Linked DNA regions of Homo sapiens: region 2 is linked to region 1. A link is a loop called in an ENCODE intact Hi-C map of the cell type or tissue named here. Cell type or tissue: CD14-positive monocyte. All regions are shown on one strand. Links, peaks and the distances in the headings refer to the core of each region. The heading gives the core; the rest is flanking DNA.

Region 1 (4,487 bases), core at 1-2,500:
TGACACCAGAGGGTCACGGGACTCCCCTGGGTGATCACAGAGCCTGGCTCAGCCCAGAGTGTGGGCTTGGGGAGGGTCCCTGGAAGGAAATCAGAGTTCAGATTCTAAGTCATTTCCCACCCAACATATCTCAGCTCTCAGCCCAGGACCCTCCAGATGCCCCCATCAGTCAGTCCAGAACTGCTATTCCCCATCCCCAGCTGCACGGGGGTGGCCCCTTGTCCCCAGTGAGGAGGAGGGACCTGGGAGAGCTGGGGACAGACTCACCTGCCTGCACGTGGGTCCGGGGGCCCAGACTCAGCCCTGGAAGAGAGTTCCCTGTGAGGAATTTGCCCCTGAAGCCTGGGCAGGTCCTCCCCTCCCTGGGATCTTTGTGAGCCCCTGGGGTCTCCTTAGGGACTAGAGGTCGGCTGTGGGGTGAGGTCCCTCCTAGGTTAGAAGCTCCCCTCCCTCTTCAAATCTCACTGAGACAGATCAGGACTGTGACGATGGGGGTCATAGCGTCTCCTCCCACTGCCCTGCTCTGCGGATGGATGAGCCCTCGGTGCTGGCAGGACAGAGACACACAGAGAGAAATAGCCTCCCCTCCTTCCCACCCAGTGTGGACACTCGGAGGCTGGGTCCTTCTCATGGGGTGTTGTCATCTGCAGCCACACAGGAAGCAGAACTACCCTACCAGGAGCCTGACTCTCATTCTTTTAGAGCTGAGGTGGGGGCAGGAACCAGGCCCTCTGCAGACATTTCAGACTGTAATGGGGTCTTTCCTGACCCCCAGCCACTGTCTGTCTGGTTTCTCCTCTTCTCACTGAGAGACGGGATGTAGCAGCAAATAGAACTGGTGCTTTCTGCGTCTGCCCTTCCAGATGAGGGTAACGGAGGCTTCCCTTTCCTTCTCACAGCCTCCCACATGGTCACCCTCCCTCCTTCAGCCATCCATCAGCTCAGCGTTGTGGGGTCCTTACCATGGCAGTCGTCCCTCCAGCCCTGGAGATGCTTCAGGGAAGACCAAGGTCCATGCTGCAGGCAGACTCAGATCAGCAGAGAAGCATCTCGCATCTGGCTGTGTAGCTCAGGTTGAGCTGCGTGTGGCAGTGAGCACAGAGGAGAAATGCAGGGAAATAGGGGAAGAAAAGTTGACTTCTTTCTTGACACTGGATTGTGGGTTTTCTTTCAACCAAATAGTCCCCTCTCAACTTCCCCTTTTTAAAATATTTTGCTACAGTGTCCACTCCCACCCGCTGGGAACAAACATCTGAGACTTTCCTGCCTCCTCGGTGCCCTTTGCTTACTTGGCCATCCCTCTGCACCTCAATCCCTGTTCAACGTTTTGAGAACAATGACTTATGTTTGAGCTTTGATTTGGGGAGTGGGGGAGGGAGTTGATATTTATTTGATGACTGGTTATCATCCGCTGCCTACATGACCTTGGTTTGTAATGTCCCATCACTGAGCCTCAGTTTCCTCCTTTGCAGATTGTTGTCATGAATCCCACTGGTCACAGTGGTTGTTGGGTCAGTGGTGCCTGGGACATTCGGAGGGGCTCATTTGTGCTTGATTTCCAGACCAGGGTAAGACCTGAACTGTTTGGGATGTGAAAGGATCTCGATGTTGGACCCCCCAGTCTGTGTAGATGATTGATGTGTCCACTCTGGATCTCACATCTGACCCTAATGGAGAAATGTACATGAGGCATTTCTGAAATACCCAGAGCATCAATGTCATGAGCAGAAAAAGAGGTGAGGAAGTTCCCAAGTGTAGGTGGATCCACAAGAAAGAACAGAGGCCAGAGGGTCCCAGGACCTTCAAGGGGTAATTAGAATGGAGTTTTCCACCACTGAATGGAGGTGGGAGAGGAACCTCGGGATCTGCAATGACAGTGAGGGCCTCAGGGCTCCAGACCAAGGTGGGAGGCTGCGTCCTCCAGCTACACCTGAGGCTGGAGTGGACCCCAAGCAGCCCAGAGGAATTCCATCAAAGGAGTGCACCAAACCGTCCAGTGATAGAGCTGCTGGGATTCCAAAGAAAGAAGCACTAAACACCAGGGTGTTCATAGAGCATTTGTTAGAGGGACTTCCATAGAGTGGGCCCTGCAGCATGTCCTGGAGGTAGACAAGGTGACACTGGGTGTTCTATCCAATGCTTTAACCTAAAATAACAAAACAAAACAAAAATCTAGAGAAAATTATCTCTAAGTACAGTTGTTCTTTGGTGTACAAGGGAACTGGCTCCAGTCCGTGGCCCACATGTCACAAAACCTGCCTGTACTCCAGCCCTGAAGCTGGCTCCACTGCACCATGTATAGGGAAAGTCTGCCATTCGTATACACAGGATTTGCATCCCACAAATGCCATAGTTATGATCCCCGTTTGGTTGAAGAGAGTGTGCATACAAGAGACCCCAGGAATTCAAGGCTGCATTGCTCCAGGGTTGCCTGGATTTTGCTTGTATTTGACAATGAGAAGCAAAGATTACAATCTGGAGTGCATGGCATGGCAAGACACAGTGCATCCGGAGAGGGAAGTGTGATGTTGTGATACACACTGGTTTTCACCCGCGGTTCCTGGCTTATAACTCCATACCACTGGTTACAGTCTTTTGTTAGAGTATTGGCTGTGTTAGGCCTTAGGGGAGGCCTCTGACCTCCTCCTGCCCTTCCTTCACCTGCCCAAGGCAAGACTCGAATGTTCCCTGCCTTTCTGATGGTGGCTCTTAAGACCCTCCCAGAAGATGGTCTCACCCTGTTCCTTGTGGGAGGAAATGCTGATGTCACGAAGCTCCTTAAAAGCCCAAGAGGACTGGGTTTCATGGGCTTCTGGATGGCTGAGCATGCGGAGGTTCCTGGAGCGTGGCGCCCAGGGAGGGCATAGATGCTCCGGTCCCTTCCCCCATGCCTCCTCCTATGAGTCTCTTCATCTGTGTCCTCTGCAGTGTGCTTTGTATTCAACCAGTAAACGTCAGTGTCTCCCTGAGTTCTGTGAGCTGCTACAGCAAATTAATCAAACCCAAAGAGGTGGTCATGGGATCCCCAACTTGAAGCCAGTCAGTCAGAAGTTCTGGAGGTCTGGACTTGGGAATGGTGTGTGGGGGCAATCTTGGAGAATGGGCCTTCAATCTGTGGGATCTGGGACTGTGTCTGGGTAGACAGCTCGGAGCCGACTTAGAGGACACCCAGCTGCTGTTCGCTATTGGGTCTGGGAAACAATCCCACACATCTGATCCTACAAGTCTCCTGTGTTGATGACTGTTGTGGTGTGAGAGTAGAGGAAAAACATCATAGAGAGAGCTCTCTGTACATAGAGAGGTAAAGGAAATTCTTATCAGCAACAAGGGAGAGGCTGACAGAGCTGCTTAGAAGCAGAGTTCCCTGGTTCCAGAGGTTCAAAGCCAGAGTTGCTGTCAGTCCATTGGAGGAGATGCCATTGCTGGGCAAGTATTCTCTCGAGAGCAGCCTATCTGCATTCCTGATGTCCTAAAGAATATCTAGTAATAAACCATGTCAAAGCAGGAGAGGGGTGAAAGACATGGAAGAGTTTCTTATGGGGTTTTTAAAAAAGTCCTTAGAAACAGTTCTTATCTGAGACCTGGCAACACGAGCCTCCTCTCCGTCAGGCCTTCCTGGCCCTGTGGGGTCTGAGTTTAACCAAAGTCATCTCATCCTTGCTCATGTGACTTTCCTACTGGGTATCTGCAGTGAAGGGATTGAGTTACAAAGTTTAACCTGAGCGTTTCAGGAGTTTGGTTCAGGGCAGGGTTTGTTTCTACATAATTAACAAAGGGTTAATTTTTCAGTGTTTTCTAGAAACAATCTAAGGTGCTTTATCAGTACCTGGGAATGCTCAAGACCTCAGCTTGAGTTCAAGCCTGCAGGTGAAAACAGGCATCTGTCCAGCCCACAGAGCAGTCATGGCACTTTGTCTTTCTCTCAGAACAAAGGAAAAAGTGGAGGAAACCGTGGGATCCTAGAGAGACTGTGGCTCCCTCTCTTCTGTATTTGTGGACAGAATCTGGGATTGCTTGGTTTGGTGACCCAGGCCACATTCAGCACTGAGCCACCTTCCCGGGTGTGCATGACACAGTCTCGCTTTATCACTGCTGGACCGGGCATCTTTGGCACTTGAATGTGAGGGTCTCATGGGCTCCACCATGCCAGGCATAACACAGAGCTGATTCTAAACTTGGGAGCATGGACACCGCAGGGCAGGAGCGGGTACAAAAATGCCCCTCATCAGTTTTCCTTCCTGAGTCATCCCTGGGAGAAACCCTGTATGGAAGATCAGGTGTGTGGGAGAAAAACCCACCCCAGAGGAATAAAAATCGAAGAGTCCATTAGAGAAAAAACAGGCAATTATAGAAATGAATTAGGAAGCTATTGTGATGTGAAAATAGTAAATTATATTAACACATTTAGAAATACTTTCATCAAGAACCAGACACTGCTGAAATGATAAACATTGTATTGGTGTAGAATATTTATTAAATTTTTCATT
Region 2 (6,452 bases), core at 224-2,723, 110 kb after region 1:
GGATGACAGAGTAAGTCTGCATCTCAAAAAAACAAACAAACAAAATTCCATCCCAATAACCCTTAAAAAAAACTTTTGCGTTCTGACTTTATTTCTTCTTGTTTTCTTATTTTCAATGGAATTCATTCTACTGTTTTCACATTTACCATTCAGGGATATTTGGACAGAATTACATGGCCACAGGTCAACCACTATGACCATAATTCCCTTTCTAAGAATGAGGAAGGATGTGGTCAGTGGGGTTTTTTCATATTATGTTACTGCTTTGCAAGATGACACTTTTTGTTAATTTTTATTTCTTATATTTATTATTTTGGATGCTATTGTGAATGTATGAACTGTTTCTCCATTTTCGTATGTATTTATTTATTTTGAGATGGAGTCTGGCTCTGCCATCCAGGCTGGAGTGCAGTGGCACGATCTCGGCTCACTGCAACCTGTGCCTCCCAGGTTCAAGCGATTCTCCTGCCTCAGCCTCCTGAGTAGCTGGGATTACAGGTGTGCACCACCATGCCTGGCTAATTTTTGTTTGTTTGTTTTTTAGTGGAGACCAGTTTCCCCATGTAGGCCAGGCTGGTCTCCAACTCCTGATCTCAAGTAACCTGCCTGCCTTGGCCTCCCAAAATGCTGAGATTACAGGCGTGAGCCACCACGCTCAGCCTCTCCGTTTATTTAGATCTTTAACTTCTCAGCATCTTTTGTAATTTTTAGTATACACGTCCTTTATTTCTTTTATTAAATTTCTTCCCACTCATTTTATTACTTTGGAGGCTTTGTAAATAAAATTCCTCTCCTCACTTCGTTTTTAAATTATTGTTCATTAGTATACAGACACATGATTGATTTTGCTGAATGTCTCCCATCCTGCTAGGAATGTATTGCACTTTTCAACCAGAGCTTCCATTTAGTTTTAGGTTTTAATAATTTCACAGGATAGCATTGTGCTCACTGGTTGCTTCATGTAATTAATATTTCTATTAGCCAGGCGTGATGGCACATGCCTGTAATCCCAGCTACTCGGAAGCCTGAGGTAGGAGAATTGCTTGAATCCAGTAGGCAGAGGTTGAGGTTATCCGAGATCGCGCCATCGCACTCCAGCCTGGGCAACAAGAGTGAAACTCCGTCTCAAAAAAAAAAAAAAATACATACACACACACACACACACACACACACACACACACCCCTTTGTGGATTTATTGGGGTCTGGATTGCCATCCTTCAGATTTCTTGCTCTAGCCTAACGGCTCTGTTGTTGTTCAATGCAAGTTTTATTTTTTATTTTATTTACATTTTAGCAGCTTTGTTTAGCTATAATTGTTCTACTAAAAAACCCTCTCACTTAATGTACACAATTAGATGAATTTGGACACGTGCAACCCCTTGGAAGACATTCACGTGCATGCGTTGTTGGGTTTTTGCTTCTCACAAGAACGTATTTCAGGCATTTCCATCTCCACGCTACACATGGGGAAATAGAGGCTCACAGAGGAGAAAGGACGTGGTCCAGGTCACCTGTCCCTGGTCCTCCAGGCTGAGGAGCAGAGAGACCACCCACCTTGGGGCTTCAAGGGTTTGACACGTATCTTGAGTGCCCTCTTGTGGTCCCAGTGGAGAAACTCCCTGTTTAGTTCTGTTCTTTTCCATCTGTCATTCACTTTTCTCATTCAGTATTTGTTGGTCCTGTCCTGTGTGCCAGACACTGTTTGAGGCTCTAGCGGTCCATCAATATGCAAAACATCCTTGCCATCGAGGAGCTTATATTCTTTTTTTTTTTTTTTTGAGATGGAGTCTCGCTCGTCTCCCAGGCTGGAGTGCAGTGGCGCGATCTCGGCTCACTGCAACCTCCGCCTCCTGGGTTCAAGCGATTCTCCTGCCTCAGCCTCCCGAGTAGCTGGGATTACAGGCATGCATCACCACGCCCCGCTAATTTTTTGTATTTTTAGTAGAGATGGGGTTTCATCGCATTAGCCAGGATTGTCTCCATCTCCTGACCTCGTGATCTGCCCACCTCGGCTTCCCAAAGTGCTGGGGATGACAGGCCTGACCCAGAACGCCCAGCCGAGGAGCCTATATTCTTGCAGAAGGAGACAGACAGTAACCCTTGGGCATAATAAGCACATTCACAGCTTACTAGAAGGTGAAAATGATCTGGATAAATGAGAAAGTGCAGCAGTGGTCCAGTGGTCTGGAGTGTGCAAAGTTCAGCAGGGGGAACAGTGTGGTGGATGCAGACTGAGAGCCAGGGAAAGGGAAGAGGCCATGACTACCCTGAGTGAGCTGGAAGGAAACACGAATCACTCCAAGTAGAACACCCCTTCACTGAGGATTCTTCTTCCCAAACTTCCTCTAGAAAGCTGAGCTGCCACTCACCACAGGGAAGGCTCAGCCCATTAGACTTCAAACGTCCTCAGCAATTCCCTGCCCACCTCTTTCTAGGAGTCAAGATTCCTCCATCCTGATCTAGACCAGCATCTGGTGACCCCTAGAAACCTGTCCTGGAAGCCTCACAAGGCTCTTCACACTCAGTTTGTGATATGATGACCCCAGAGTTGTGCAGTGCACAACCTACGCAGCTGGACATGATGGGCCTGGCGCTCTTCCTCTGTGCTCCCACTGAGCTCTGTGCTGACTATGTCATTCCACTGGGTGGTGCCATGTCAACTTCCCTCCTCTCCTCTCAATATCCTGTAAGCTCTTTAAGGATAAGATAGGATCAAAGTTCCATCCATGTCCCTGCTACTCAGAAGAGGGGCTGAAACATTTAAAAGGGAAACGTTGGAACCCCCTCAATAGCACTAGACTTAAGAAAACAAATTGCCGGGTAGTGATGATTAGATTGCTATAAAAGTCTGAATAATTACAAAAAGATTCTAGGAACTGGTGTATAATTATGTAGGGGCACTGGCAGTATGTACTCACTGAAATCAGCTAAGGAATCATGGTGCAGTCTCAGGAACCAGCTGGGCACAGTGGCTCAGGTCTGTAATCCCAGGACTTTGAGAAGCTGAGACGCGTAGATTGCTTGAGTCTAGGAGTTCAAGACCAGCCTGGGCAACATGGCGAAACCCTATCTCTACACAGTTAGCTGGGCATGCTGGCACACACCTGTAGTCCCAGCTACTCAGAAGGATGAGGCAGGAGAATTGCTTGAACCCGGGAGGCAGAGGTTGCAGTGAGCTGAGATTGTGCCACTGCACTCCAGCCTGGGTGATACACTGAGACTCTGTCTCAGAAAAAAAAAAAAAAAAAAAAAAAGTTGGGAATGTATCCAGATGAACCAAAAAACCTAAAACCTTTCTTTGACCTTCCCTGTTCTTCCAGATACCTTATCTCTCTTTCCCTTCACAGAGGACACCCTGGGTTATCTGCTGACCCCTCCGCCTTTCCTGGCCTCCAATCTCTCTCTCTCTGGCCTTCTCCACTGCAATCTGACCTCTCCCTGCCCACCCCATTTGGGTCTGCTCTCACCCAGGCCCCCAGTGAACTCTGGATTCTTACTGAGTCCAGTGGACCTCACTCCCTCTTTTTTTTTTTTTTTTTAATCATACTTAGCCTGCTTTTGAGTCCACAAGGAAGGGACGGTGCATCTCCCACTCCAGGCTTCTGGGACACACCTCTCTCTTCCTCCCTCTTTGCTTTCCCAGGCTGCTGCCAGGGTATCATCCAGAGTTCCTTTCCCTTTTATCTCTCCATCGTTGCTCTTCTCGGCCACTTTCTCCCAGGCCTCTGCCCTTCCCGCTGTTCCATCCAGAACCAGCCACATAATTGGTGGGGTCTATTGCAAATGAGAACTCAGGATCCCTTCTTCAAAACGTAAGGAATTTCAAATTGGTGACAACTGAGCATTAAAAGAAGTGTGGTGGCCGGGCGCGGTGTCTCATTCCTGTGATCCCAGCACTTTGGGAGGCCAAGGCCGGCCGATCACCTGAGGTTAGGAGTTCGAGACCAGCCTGGCCAATATGGTGAAACCCCGTCTCTACTAAAAACACAAAAATTAGCCAGGTGTGGTGGCGCATGCCTGTAATTGCAGCAACTCAGGAGGCTGAGGCAGGAGAATCGCTTGAACCCGGGAGGTGGAGGTTTCAGTGAGCTGAGATCTCACCATTGGCACTCCAGCCTGAGCAACAGATAGAGACTCTGTCTAAAAAACAAACAAAAAGGCCAGGTGCAGTGGCTCACGCCGGTAATTCCAGCACTTTGGGAGACCGAGGCGGGCGGATCACCTGAGGTCAGGAGTTCAAGACCAGCCTGGCCAACATGGTGAAACCCCGTCTCTACTAAAAATACAAAAAGTAGCTGGGCGTGGTGGCGTGCGCCTGTAATCCCAGCTACTGGAGAGGCTGAGGCGGGAGAATTGCTGGAACCCGGGAGGCAGAGGTTGCAGTGAGCCAAGATCTTGCCTTTGACACTCCAGCCTGAGCAACAGAGTAAGGCTTTGTCTCAAAAACAAACAAAAAAAGAAAGGTGCAGGGCCCTCCGAGCATGGGTCACTGGGCAACCCATGAAGCTGGCCCTGCTTTGGCCCCGCCCCCTCCCAGGACCTGACCTCTGAGGGGCACTGTGGTAGCAGAATAGCCCCACCCACCCCCGCACATGCAAGATGTCCACGCACAAATCCCTGCGACCCGTGAATAGGTCTGCAGATGCACTTAAAATTGTGGATCTTACGTCAGGGAGATTATCCTGGCGTGATGGTTAGTTGTTGTTGTTGTTGTTTTGGTTTGTTTGTTTTTTGGGTCTCGCTCTATCGCCCAGGCTGGAGTGCAGTGGCGGGATCTCGGCTCACTGCAAGCTCCGCCTCCCGGGTTCACGCCATTCTCCTGCCTCAGCCTCCCGAGTAGCTGGGACTACAGGCGCCCGCCACCATGCCCGGCTAATTTTTTGTATTTTTAGTAGAGACGAGGTTTCACCGTGTTAGCCAGGATGGTCTCGATCTCCTGACCTCGTGATCTGCCCGCCTCAGCCTCCCTAAGTGCTGGTGCTGGGATTACACACGTGACAAATAGATCTCTTATATACATATCTCTTTTTCTTTTTTTCGTCTTTTTTTTTTTTTTTTTTTTTTTTAGAGCGAGTCTTGCTCTGTTGTCCAGGCTGGAGTGCAGTGGCTCGATCTGGGCTCACTGCAACCTCCGCCTCCTGCGTTCAAGCGAGTATCCTGCCTCAGCCTCCCGAGTACCTGAGACTACACACCACTGCGCCCAGCTGATTTTTGTATTTTTTTAGTAGAGTCAGCGTTTCACCAAGTTGGCCAGGCTGGTCTTGAGCTTCTGACCTCAAGTGATCCACCCGCCTTGGCTTCCCAAAGTGCTGGGATTACAGGCGTGAGCCACTGCACTTGGCCTTTATATATATCTTAACGTATGTACATAATACATGTAATGAACCACTGGCACATGCTGCACACGGATGAACCTGCTTATGTGAAGGAAGTCAGATAGGTAAGGCTGTATGATGTGTGATTCCATTTATGCGAATGTCCAGAAGAGGTAATCCATGAATCAGAAAACAGGGGAGTGGTTTCCAGGGGCTGCAGAGAGCGGGGCATGGGAGTGACCGCTTAATAGGGTTTTCTTTAGGGGTGATGAAAATGTTTGGGAACTTGATAGAAAGGATGGCTACACAATTACCAGTGTACCAATTAGGTATGTTCCATTGGGAATGTACTAAATGTCACTGAACTGTACACCTTAAGATGGTTAATTCTGGCCCGATGCAGTGGCTCACACCTATAATCCCAGCACTTTGGAAGCCGAGGCAGGCGGATAACCTGAGGTCGGGAGTTCGAGACCAGCCTGACCAACGTGGAGAAACCCCGTCTCTACTAAAAATACAAAATTAGCTGGGCGTGGTGGCAGGCACCGGTAATCCCGGCTACTCAACAGGCTGAGGCAGGAGAATCGCTTGAACCTGGAAGGTGGAGGTTGCAGTGAGTGGAGATCGCGCCATTGCACTCCAGCCTGGGCAACAAGAACAAAACTCCGTCTCAATTAAAAAAAAAGAAAAAAAAAAGATGGTTAATTTTATGTTATGTGAATTTTACATCAATAAAAAATACTTAATAAAAGTCTGTAACATATATATATATATATATATAGTTTTTCTGATTACTGAGTTTCTGGTGACCACTGCCCCCTCCCCCCTTAAATTTTGCTGTGGGTGCTGAGTCCTGACCTGCTTCACTCCATCCCCTGCGGGGACCCCAGTGGGAACTTTCTAACACCTGGATCTTTCCCTGCCATTCCTCCGCGGTCCCCCCACGCCTGCAGGGCAAACTGAAGCTCCCAGTGGCTTTCAAGCTGGCTTCTCCAGGCAAATCAAACTCCACCTGGTGTCTGAGAACCCTCTGCCCCACCCAGCTTCCCCATTCTGCTCCGATATCCATCCTCCTCTCCTGGGCTCCATCAACTCTCACTCATCCTTAAGACCCAGCTCAAGGCTGCTTCCTGTTA

What was found. Peaks named below come from ENCODE experiments on the same cell type or tissue, not always from the same donor. Only the 100,000 strongest peaks of a DNase experiment are listed, where the experiment ranks them.
Region 2: a loop joins it to region 1, with 1.8 times the contacts of the local background. A loop is called at or near these places in 1 of 110 quality-filtered maps.

Annotation. Positions count from the first base shown.
Region 1 is chr19:54,590,257-54,594,743 of GRCh38, reverse strand. LILRA1 (leukocyte immunoglobulin like receptor A1) reads right to left here and starts at 1,112. Exons shown (of 10, transcript NM_006863.4): 1 at 963-1,112; 2 at 466-547; 3 at 268-303; 4 at 1-79. The coding sequence starts at 499. LILRA2 (leukocyte immunoglobulin like receptor A2) reads right to left here. Exons shown (of 8, transcript NM_001130917.3): 8 at 4,457-4,487. In CD14-positive monocyte, for the core only: no CTCF peak of the experiment used is centred there; DNase peaks (open chromatin) are centred at 643 and 1,163; H3K4me3 peaks cover 2,008 bases; H3K27ac peaks cover 2,012 bases.
Region 2 is chr19:54,474,013-54,480,464 of GRCh38, reverse strand. No RefSeq gene overlaps it. Among named protein-coding and RNA genes, the nearest start is that of CDC42EP5, 3.9 kb to the right of the region's middle. In CD14-positive monocyte, for the core only: CTCF peaks have their summits at 1,391 and 1,595 (motif pointing left); a DNase peak (open chromatin) is centred at 1,594; H3K27me3 peaks cover 2,295 bases.